2 separate regions of the Homo sapiens genome follow, and region 2 is linked to region 1. A link is a contact called in ENCODE Hi-C or POLR2A ChIA-PET data. All regions are on one chromosome and are shown on one strand. The core of a region is the stretch at or near the end of the contact, and the rest is flanking DNA. Distances in the headings are between cores, read along the strand shown. Region 1 overlaps LINC02725 (long intergenic non-protein coding RNA 2725). Region 2 overlaps LOC124902789 (a long non-coding RNA gene).

Evidence for each region. Hi-C counts contacts between places; a loop is a spot of excess contacts on that map. ChIA-PET counts read pairs that join two places held with the same protein, here RNA polymerase II (POLR2A). Pooled maps may share reads with other maps.
Region 2: a map of PC-9 shows a loop between it and region 1 (3-fold over the local background). The contact joins two enhancer-like sites. A Hi-C loop is called at or near these places in 9 of 168 maps with a recorded cell type or tissue (Caco-2, Calu3, MCF 10A and 5 more), 2 of 37 single-sample maps with no recorded cell type and 12 of 50 pooled maps. POLR2A ChIA-PET finds 5 or more read pairs at or near these places in 3 of 52 experiments (Panc1, activated CD4-positive, alpha-beta T cell and endothelial cell of umbilical vein).

Annotation. Positions count from the first base shown.
Region 1 is chr11:128,178,038-128,183,452 of GRCh38, forward strand. It overlaps LINC02725 (long intergenic non-protein coding RNA 2725), which reads left to right. Exons shown (of 6, transcript NR_183639.1): 5 at 2,423-2,586; 6 at 4,764-5,415. Among named protein-coding and RNA genes, the nearest start is that of LINC02098, 28 kb to the right of the region's middle. Within about 2 kb of position 2,579, at least 2 of the 41 ENCODE cell types and tissues checked have a DNase peak (open chromatin) inside an H3K27ac peak, as active enhancers do.
Region 2 is chr11:128,449,577-128,454,991 of GRCh38, forward strand. It overlaps LOC124902789 (a long non-coding RNA gene), which reads left to right. Exons shown (of 2, transcript XR_007062948.1): 2 at 2,144-4,554. Among named protein-coding and RNA genes, the nearest start is that of MIR6090, 70 kb to the right of the region's middle. RefSeq lists an enhancer at 2,546-2,725. Within about 2 kb of position 2,220, at least 19 of the 41 ENCODE cell types and tissues checked have a DNase peak (open chromatin) inside an H3K27ac peak, as active enhancers do.

The sequences.
Region 1 (5,415 bases), core at 1,329-3,828:
CTGGCTCCCAAAGGCTATCTTTGCTTCCACTCATGACACTCCCATCTTGCCCCTGTTTTCCAAGGAGCAATTAAAACAAATGTTTAAATATTTAAATCATGTTTTCTCTTCTACTTAAAATGTCTAATTTAGTGGCTTCCTTGCATACTTAAAGATACAACATTCTTAATAGAAATCCCAAAGCCTCCATTTACCCCGCACTTAATTGACATTTGCAGACTCACCCTATACCACCTCCTCCCTCTCGTCAGGCTGTAGATACACCGGCCTTTCTAAAATTACTGACATTCACCAAGATCTGTTCTCTAATCTGCTATGGACTCTTTCTGAAATGCCTTTCCTCCTCTCTGGAGATCATCTCTACCCCTTCCTCAGGTCTCATATTTAACAGTTCTTCCTCAGGGAAACCTGTACTTCTCTGCCTGTACTATACTTTCCTCTTAACAGATATCACTCCCAGACTCATATACATATATATATATATATATTTGAGACAGAGTCTGCCTCTGTTGGCCAGGCTGGAGTGCAGTAGCATGATCTCAGCTCACTACAACCTGTTCCTTCTGGGTTCAAGTGATTCTTCTGCCTCAGCCTCTCGAGTAGCTGAGATTACAGATATGTACCACCACTCCTGCTTAATTTTTGTGTTTTTAGTAGAGTTGGGATTTCACCATATTGGCCAGGCTGGTCTTGAACTCCTAACCTCAAGTGATCCATCAGCCTCGGCCTCCTATGGTGCCAGGATTACAGGCATGTGCCACCATGCTCAGCCCCACACTCACATTTTTATATGTGTGGCTCTCTATTTAATATGTGCTTCCCCCACTTACTGTGGACTCCCTAAAGCATGGAACATATTTGTTGGCTTACCACTGTGAAATTAACAGAAAACTGGTACTTATGAAATACTCGTTGAATATTTGTTATATAAATGAACTGATATATGAATAAATGGAGGAAAAAGAGCCACTCCCCATCTTTTACTCCTTCTCACAGTATTGCAGGTTTGGCTTGCATTTCGAGATTTTGCTTTCTTTCTATCTGAGGTGGTTCTCCCAGGTCCAATTATACCTGAGCTTCCCCTGCTTCTTTTGCAGCTCTGGCCAAGCCACTAGATTCCTCTGAATGTTAATCAAGCCATCTGGAAAATAGGGCATGAAATTGTATGTCCCTGACTAGCAGCAGATGCAGCAACTGAGCTGAGCTGTGTTTCCTTTTCAGTAACTAATTGCACACATGCTGCAATACAGAGAAAAACATTATAAATCAATTAGGCTATTACAGCAACATTGTGCTCTGTAACTAGAGAACTAGGCCTTGTGTTGCATAGTGGGAGACAGGAGCACCTGATTCTCCTTGCAATGGCCTTGGATAATTACTTACATCGTTGCATTTGATTGTCTCACCTCCAATGCAGGTTTCCAGGAAGATTTGTTTACTGATCTTTCTTAAGGGATTTGATTTCCTGGATTGGCAGGTGTCATGTTGCTGGAGGAAGACAGTGGCTTAAAAGTATTATTGAATAAAACACACATGTAAGTGTTTGATGCTCATGCTGTCTTCAACAGTCAAGGTCAGAGCTTAGTTGGTGCTTTGGGCCAGAGTTACAGGAGCAAGGGGAATGTGAAACCATGAAGTAGCTGTGGAGTTGGCAATGTCCCCAAATGCCCAAGGCTTAGGAGACATTTATATGGGCATAATAGAAATCAGATGAGCTGGATTTTGGGGAGGTGGAGAGAGGGAGAGTGGAGAGAGGGGACTGTAAAAGGTACTTAGTATTCTCTATTTCTCCTCCTTGCTGTCTTTGTTTTAACTTTCATGGGAAGTGAACTTATAGAGAAACTTATAAGTGAACTCGAATGTGCTTCTGGAGATAAATCTTTCACATTTTTACAGTCCACAGAGGAGGGGGTAGGCAAGAGAAAGAGGCCAGAGTTTTACTAAAGATAAAGGAAATGTTGTAAAAGAAGGTAAATATGGATTTTAGAAGAAGCCTCTAATACAATTGTTGGATAGTCAACGAGTTTGTTGGAAATTTGCAAAGCTCATCTGGATAATTTGGATGAGAATGTTGCCATCAGGACTAATGTTATTTGAAAGGGAATGCAGACATGTTGTGATCAACTTTTCTCTAATTATGCCATGTGTTAATTTTGTCTTGTCACACAGTTGTCCTCAATCCTGGCTGCACATTAAGTGATGTGGGAAGCTTCATAAATAGAGCAATGTTCCTAGGATCTCTGGAGGTGGGACTTAGGCATTGGCATTCTTTAAAATTTCTCCAGATCATTCTCTTATGCAGTAGTGTTAAGAGCAGAGAACTATAACCAAGATCTTGAAATCAGGAACTTCGATACATACATAAATTATCCCATTGAGCCCCTGGATGTTCATATGTATTATCTCTGTTTAATATTCACAGTTTGTCTCCATGAGGTCATACAGCTGCTTGAGGTTGCTCGGAGAGTAAGAAGCAGAATGAGAACTAGAACAGAAGCTCACTTTGGCCTGAAGGCTCATGTGCTGAGCATCTTCCCTTGTCTGTCTCCACCCCTAGCCTGGTGCCCAGCATGTAGAAGACCTTCAGTAAGTACCAGGTTGCTGACTAAGTAACTGAGGAAATGACTCACAATTGGACCATTCCCATGCTGAAATTCCACAAGAATCTTGTTATCGCCTGCACATTGCTTAGGCAAACATAATTCTAGACAAAAATGGAACCCCAGAAATCTCAGTCAACATCCCTCACTCAAAGCCTAGCACCTGGCTTCCTTCTAACAGTGCCCTCTGTTGAGTGTTCACCTGGGATTTCCAGGACTGCAGCTGCTGTCTCTTTATAAACCCAGGCCTGGGTCACAGGGTGGGGAGAAAACAATGAGTGTTTTGGTTGTTTGGTGATATCCGGTGCCACTTTGTGCCGCTTGTTGCAAATTCAGTCCCATTTCCTGTGAACTGCCTCCTTGGGCTTGACTCCCCAGCACCATACAGGGGCTTCAGGGACACTTGGAAAACAATCTGTGCTCTGACCTCGGTGTCCCTGGACCTATCAATTGCCTAAGGCAGGGAGACTGCTCATACTTCAAGTAGTGGCCTGGGGACAAGATGGATCAGGAAGTAGAAAATAGAAAAGGATGGGGGTGAGGAGCCAGGGCAGGAGAGGAAGGTTATAAGGAGGAACAATGAGAGATGGACAGCTTTTTATTCTCTACAGAATGGGCTGTTTCCTAGACGTCACGGGATCATCATGTGGTGGAGATTGCAAGAGGCCAGTTTGGGGGTGAGGAGGGATTGCCGAGTACATATTTTATCACTGTGATGTGACTCAAGGGCGTCATTCCCTGTAAACAACTTTTGAGTAGGAGGGTTTTCTCTGGATAAGAAATTAACCAGTTAGCAGTCAAGAAATGGCAAAAGCTCAAGTAACAATTCTGTATACTTAACAAAATACTGTTAAACTCATTCATTCATTCGTTCAGCAGAAGTATGTCCAGGTACATCTCTGTACAAGGCATTGGGCTGATTGTCAGTTATATAGCAGCCTCCAAGAACAACATCATATTCGACCCCAGGAACTATAGTCCAGTGGGAAACACAGACATTGAACAAAAAGTACAATGTGAAGAATATAGTAGGAGGAAAGAAACAGGAGCATGCATTATGTCATTTATTATTATTTTTATTTGAGACAGAGTCTTGCTGTCAGCCAGGCTACAGTACAGTGACATGATCTCATCTCACTGCAACCTCCACCTCCCAGGCTCAAGTAGTTCTCCTGCCTCAGCCTCCAGAGTAGCTGGGATTACAGGTGCCCACTACCACACCTGGCTAATTTTTGCATTTTTAGTAGGGATGGGATTTCACCATGTTGGCCAGGCTGATCTCGAACTCCTGACCTCAGCTAATCCGCCGGCCTTGGCCTCCCAAGATGCTGGGATTACAGGCATGAGCCCCCATACCCGGCCTATTTTTTAAATACAACTTTTTGATGATTAACCTCATTATAAACTTCATTTATTAATGCCATTTCACATTGAGGATCTGAGAGGTTAGGTGGTCAGGACTTGAACATGCACATTCCGCCTTAGTTCCTCCTCTCCTGTTACTCTGTAATCAATACCACAAAACCTCCCCAGCTCAGCTGCTTTCCACCCTTGTGGCCTGAGGCCTGAGACTGCTTCCACCATACTGAATACCATTCTGTGGTGCTTCAATGTTAACCCCTGTCATAAGCAACAGGCTCTGCAATAGTGTCCCCTGGCTTCTCAGCCCAATGCCTAAGGTGACCGACGCTCAATCAGCAACGCAATTATGCAATGAAAACAGCTACACAGGGAAAACCAGAACCATGAAAGTGGGTCAGGTCCAAACCATCTTTGTACCATGTGGCTTGCAGAAACCCAGATCTCGTTTGCTTGCTTGCTGATGCTGAATTTGGGGATATGCATGCCTTTTAAAATAAGAAAGTATTTATTCTTAGATGCTCTTAGACTGTTTTGAAGCTAGAGCCATTGTAGTTTTGCACACTTACTTCATAAAGGAACTGTACCTATAGTTTAAAAGTTGTTATTTGGTAATTGTCATGTAATGATTATCTCCTTGCTCTCCTTACCACTCTGATTGTATACAAGTTGATTTCCCTGTTTCAGGAGGGGTTTTCTGATGCATATACTATAGACAATCTTCTCTATTTACACTTCAGTTTTTAAAAAACTAAGCTTTTTTTTTTAAAAAAAGTGAAAGTCATAATCTGTTTCTTTTCAAAGTCCTAGATGCAATGGGATTAAACTTGGAGAAAATGGGATTAAACTTGGACAAACACTACCTATTTGGACTTGTGATGATGGCTTTCAAACTTCTTAAAGCAATGAAGTATTTTTTCCAGAAGAAACCTTACACAAGAAGCCCAGCACACTGAGTCAAGCATATGTAGGTGGAAGATATCTGGTTGAGACCAAGTAGAGATAAACCTGTAGATTCAACTGTGCCACCACAGTGAATTCTAAGAATCCACTGACTGTGATCTGTAAGCTCCTACTCCACAGGAGGTCAGGGCACACAGCTTGAAACCGGAAGGCAGAAGAGTGACAGGGAAGGGTCATGGACTCTGAAATTAGAGCTATCTGTGTTTTAATACTAGTTCCAATAGGCACATGGTCTTGGATAAATGGTTTAAATTATCTGAGTCTCAATTTCTTTCTCTGCAAAAAGGGATGATTAGTACATATGTAATAGGGTTTTTATAGAAAATTGTATAACTTGTTAAACACACATGTACTAAGTGCTTGGTGCCCAGTATGCACTGAATAAATGCTAGCTCCTTGCCTTTCATCTCTATGACCCTTCCCAAATCTCTCAGCCCCATATTGCTTCATGTAGTGTGTGTATATTTGGGAAAATTTGTGTGCATATTTACAG
Region 2 (5,415 bases), core at 970-3,469, 270 kb after region 1:
CTGAAACCAACATATAACCGTTTGTTTCATACTGGTTAGGAAGCCACCAGGAAGGCCTACCCAAAGTGGTTTTAAATACATACACACACAGTCCTCTCCTCTTAGAGCCAAGAACAGGCCATTAGTGATGTGTTAGAAAATCCAGGCTGACCTTCTCAGTCATGAGGGAAGCTCCCTGGGCCCACCAGCAGGCTTTTGCCAAGAATGGGCTCCATCTTGAGCCCACAGCTCTTCCCTAGCTTCCCAGCAGAAGCAAGGGGAGAGTGGAGAAGTCAAACACTTCTTGAGCATTGCTTACTATATGTCAAGTTCTACCCTGGACCCTCAATAGAAAGTATTTCACTGATCCTCACAATAGATCTGTGGGGTAAGTGTCACTATTGTTATTTTGAGGAAACTGAGGCTCAGAAAAGTTACATGTATTCCCAAAGTCACATAGTAAACTGAGTGTGTAAACTTGAGTGGTAGAGTCAGAATTTAAACACTGATTTTTATCTGTTGCAAATGTTGGGCTTTTCCCACCACCAGCAGAAATCTTGCTGGCCCTCAGCAAATATTCCTTTACAGCAGTCATTTCAAAACTTTTCTGACCCTATACTCCCATCAGTAAACATTTTTAAGAACCACCTTCAATACAGACATATTTATTTATTTATAAACTCCACGCACTAGCTAATATCTGTTAGCATTGCCTGGTAATATAATACCCCAGAGCACTAATCATCATTAATGACAATAAATATATATCCATGTTTAATGTAGTCTTCATGACTTGGAAAACTTTTTGGCCAGATCTTGTGAAATCTAATTAAATTGCTTTTGTTTTAGCTTCAATACATGGCTGGCAAATAATTTGTTCCAGGAGTAGAAGAAATGATATGGCATTCTTCTTACCTTCTTGGGCATGAGTTGCTCCTGCTGTCAACAATCTCCAGTTTCCTTACAGAAGAATTTTTAAGACACTTTTCCATTTTTTAAAAGTGATTCGGTTAAAATGGGATAATATGGTTTGTAAATCGACTCACTGTGTTTATGCAAGACCATGGAATACTATGCACCCATATAAAGGGATGAGTTCATGTCCTTTGCAGGGACATGGATGAAGCTGGAAACCATCATTCTCAGCAAACTAACACAAGAACAGAAAACCAAACACCACATGTTCTCACTCATAGGTGGGAGTTGAACAATGAGAACACATGGACACAGGAGGGGAACGTTACACACCGGGGCCTACCAGGGGGTGGTGGGCTAGGGGAGGGCTAGCATTAGGAGAAACATCTAATGTAGATGATGGGCTGATGGGTGCAGCAAACCACCATGGCACCTGTATACCTATGTAACAAACCTGCACGTTCTGCACATGTATCACAGAACTTGAAGTATATATATATATATATATATAAAACACCATAATATGCTAAAAGAGAAATCAGGGCACCAGTAGGACCTCCCCCACCCACCTTGCAGAATTTCACTTTCCTCACAGTGCTTCGCACGGATGCAAATGACTCGTGGGAGTCTGAGGGTACCGGGGTCCATATATACATTCAATATTAGTACATAGAAAAGTAGTTCCCATTTTTAGATTGAAAGTACCTATGAATAGAAGCTCTAATGGTTTCTTCCCTTATCTCGTGTTCTATTCTGCGCAATTCCTGGAGCGGGCAGTCCCCGCCTTGGAGACTCCTGCCTTACAGGAAGGGGTCACATATTCCTGAATTGGACCCCACTCAGATGCAGAAGGCTAAGAGTTTGGATGAGAAAAGCGGGCCAGTGAACAGGAGAGCCGGTGGGTGGGGTGGATGGAAGGAGGTGCCCACTCTGGAGGGCAAGAGAAAGGCACGAAAGCATGGGGCCACATGAGCGCGGCGTTCTGGGCCATCCCCGGTGGACTCCTGCCTAGGGGAGGGGTGCGTCGGCGGCGGCAGCCCAGTTTTCTGGATTTCTTTATTTCTGAGTCCAGGTCTTTCAGAAGCCTCTCTCCTAAATGCTCAAATACCAGAGTAAATGAAAACACTCTGCGGCACAATGATCCCTTAAGGTTTGTTTTCCAAGATGGAAAAGAAAGGCATTTCAGCCTTTTCACGGATAAAAATAACTTGCTGTTGATTTTGAAATCCCTTTCATTTGTCTCCCACAGACCAGCCCCATACAATGGTACTTTGTGCAAGAGCTCTCTGCATGGGCCGGCCGGGCCCCCTTCCCTCCGCCTGCCAACGGGAGGAGACGCGAGGCGCTGGGAGCTCCAGAGTGGGCGAGGACTTCGGGCAGACCCGGCGTTGCTGTTGGACATCATTCAGAAGTCCCCGCTCAGCGGGGGCAGCCCGAAGAGCAAAACAAACAGAGCGAGGAGTAGTGGAAAATGCTGAGTCCTGGAGCTGGCCGGAACGGCCTTCGCCTTTCCACGCCCAAAGCCAGCCGCTCTGCCCACCTGCAGCTGCAATAGCAAGCAGGGCCGCAGCAGGCAGGGAGGCCTTGGCACCAGAGCCCGTCCAGGGCTGGGAAGGCGGGGAACAGACACTCCTCTCTCTTCAGACAGGCCCTCCAGAGTCCTCACCCTGAAGGCTGAGGTCTTTTTCTTGTTCCAGGAGTCCAGTGAAAAAATAGTTCTCAAAAACGGAGAAAAAGACTTTCTTGAACTGCAGTTTCAGATTTACTAATAGAGTCCATTTACATAGCACTTACTAAATGTCAAGCACCAACACAGATGAATTGGCAATCACCATGTCAGTCCTGCAAGGTTGGTACTTTTATCCCCATTTCACAGATGAAAAAAGCCAGGCACAGAGAAGTCAAATAACTTAACCCAAGTTCACAATGCTCAACAATGGCAGGGCCAGGATTTACCACCTGGTTTAAAATTTAAAACGTAGGATTTAAAACCTACTTTACAGTCTTAAAGGTGACTGCCTTTTCTCTTCAGCTTATTAGATTTCCTCTCTAGGAATACAAGATGTGCAACACAAAGAGAGGAAACTCAAGATGGAGAGTAAAGGGAATGAATGAGAGACAGGAGAATCACCAAGGACTAGAATAATACAAAAGATTTATTTAAAAAGCAGGTGGCCATCGGCCCAGGAGAAGGAGTGTGAGACCAAGGTACAGAAGTGGCAAGAAATGCTGAGCTGGGGCTGGAAGGTATGACAGTACTAGTCAGACAGGCACCTGTTCTGTCCAAAACAGGATTCCAGAAGTAATGTGAAGAGGTCACTTGGCAAAGGGGGCTCACACAGCTCTAGGGGGAAACTGAGGATCAGCAGCTGGAGCAGAGAAATAGAGAAATGAACACCTTCTTTCTTTCCAATTACAGCCGCAGTGGAGGCAGATGCCCAGGGCTCCTAGGAGAGACAGATCGCGATTAGAAGAGAGGGCCTATGGCTGTCATGCAGGGAGGTCTGTCCATTCCTCTAAGCCAAGAGCTCTTGTCCCCAGAGGAAAGAGGAGAAGGAAGAAAGGAACAAACAAATGAACAGAGGAAGGAATGAAGAGAGAGAGAGAGAAGGAGGGAGGAAGGGCTGGAAGGAAGAAAGGAAGGGGCTGTTTTTTTTCTTGTGTTTGGAAGAACAAGCTGCCAACCCTCATTAAATGCATAGGATTGGCTTTAGAGTTACTACACCTAAATTCTAATTCTGTCTCTGTCACCGGTTAGTAATGTGATCTCATGGAAATCACTGAAACTCCCTTAACCTGAAACCCCATGTCTATACAATGAGGACACTGGAATTCACCTCTAAGGTTCTCTCTGGATCTAAAATCTACACTCTGATGATACTGAGACCAAGGACAGGGACTTTGATTGTTGCCTTTTCATGCCACCCAAGGTCTACATCCTAGCACAGTGCCCACCACCCATCCACACCGACCAGACACCCAGGGCTAGTGATTCTGTGTTCTCAACACCTCTCTGATGTGCCATAGCTGCTTCTCTTGCATGCAACTCTTCTGAGCATGAAACAGTTTTCCAACTGGTCTCCCTGCCTCCACCCTTGTCTGGCTCTGATTCATGTTCTGCTCCACAGTCAGAATGATTTTCCTAAGCACAGGTCGGATCATGTGACTTAGCCTGCTGGAAGAGCCTCAGGACTCCACGTCACTCTTCACACAGCCCACAGGGCCCTGGATCATCTCCACACATTCTTGCTGTCCTCTCCTCACACCCACACTCTTTTGCACTCTGTGCTCTAGATCCATAAAACTACTTCCAGTTTCTCCATCAGTGTACACACTTTCTCACCTCTCAGCCTCTGGACATGCATTCCCCACCACTGGAACCTCTTTCCCTCCCCACTTAACTAACTGCTACTCACCTGCAGGCCACACATTCCTTCAGGTTAGGTTCCTCCTATGTGTCAAATCATATTGTTACTTCACTGGATGGTGTTCCCCTTTATTTGTCTATAAATTGTAATTTACTGGAAGTAGACGGAAGGAAAAAAAAGTGTGTTTACCTTCTTCCTTATGGTTTCCCTTGTACTGAACCCAATGCCAACCACACGGCAGGTGCTCAAGGGATGTTTGTTATCTGAATAAATTTGCTTGGTGGCGTCACTATGTAGGGCACCTTCTAGATATAACATCCTATAGTTCTGTAAAGTGAGATGTCAGTGACTCTGCATTTTCAGTTTCTAAAAACTGAGAGAGATAAGGCCTTCCACCACCCAGTGATCCAACTTTCTTAGTCTCCTGTTCCCAGCCTAAGCACCATTATTTAGCAGATTCTTGTGTCCATCAGAACTAATAGAAATGATTATCATGATCAATACTGAATCAACTGAAATCGGCTTTAAATCAGGATGCATTCCCTAGAAATCGGATGAAATTTAGTACAGTGTGGGACTAGAGACAGGGCTAAGGGTATCTGGGAAGAGAGAGATCTGCATTCTAGTACCAGTTCTGTCATTAATGAGGTGACATTGGGCAAGTCCTCTGGCCTCTCTAAACCTTGAATTCATGAATGCCTAATTGAAGAGGTTGCACCAGATAATCTTTAAGGTCTCTTTTGACTCTAAAATGTAGAATTTTAGAATTCTGGCATTTGCTCTTCTTCTCATCATCCTCTAGGCCATTACTGGGTTTAATGAGGAGACTGTATAAAGTATCGTACGACCAACAGGAACTGCTCTGAGTAATTATGCCAGGACAAGGGATGGACTCTGAGACTATTCCAGGTACACCAGAATGTGTGCTCACTCTTATTTTAATTGTCTTTCTTGACTGGGCTTCAGGTTTGGGGCTGTTACTTGTAGTTGCAGAGAGAAGGCTATTTGGAATTTATGATCAGGGCTCTGATCTGAGATTTCACAGAGGCCACACTCATGGGTTCCTAGAGCAGCTAACACATGCCACCATCATGCACATGGCACACCTGGTCCCTTCCTGCTCTAAATGGGAAATCTGTGCCCAGAGTTAGCA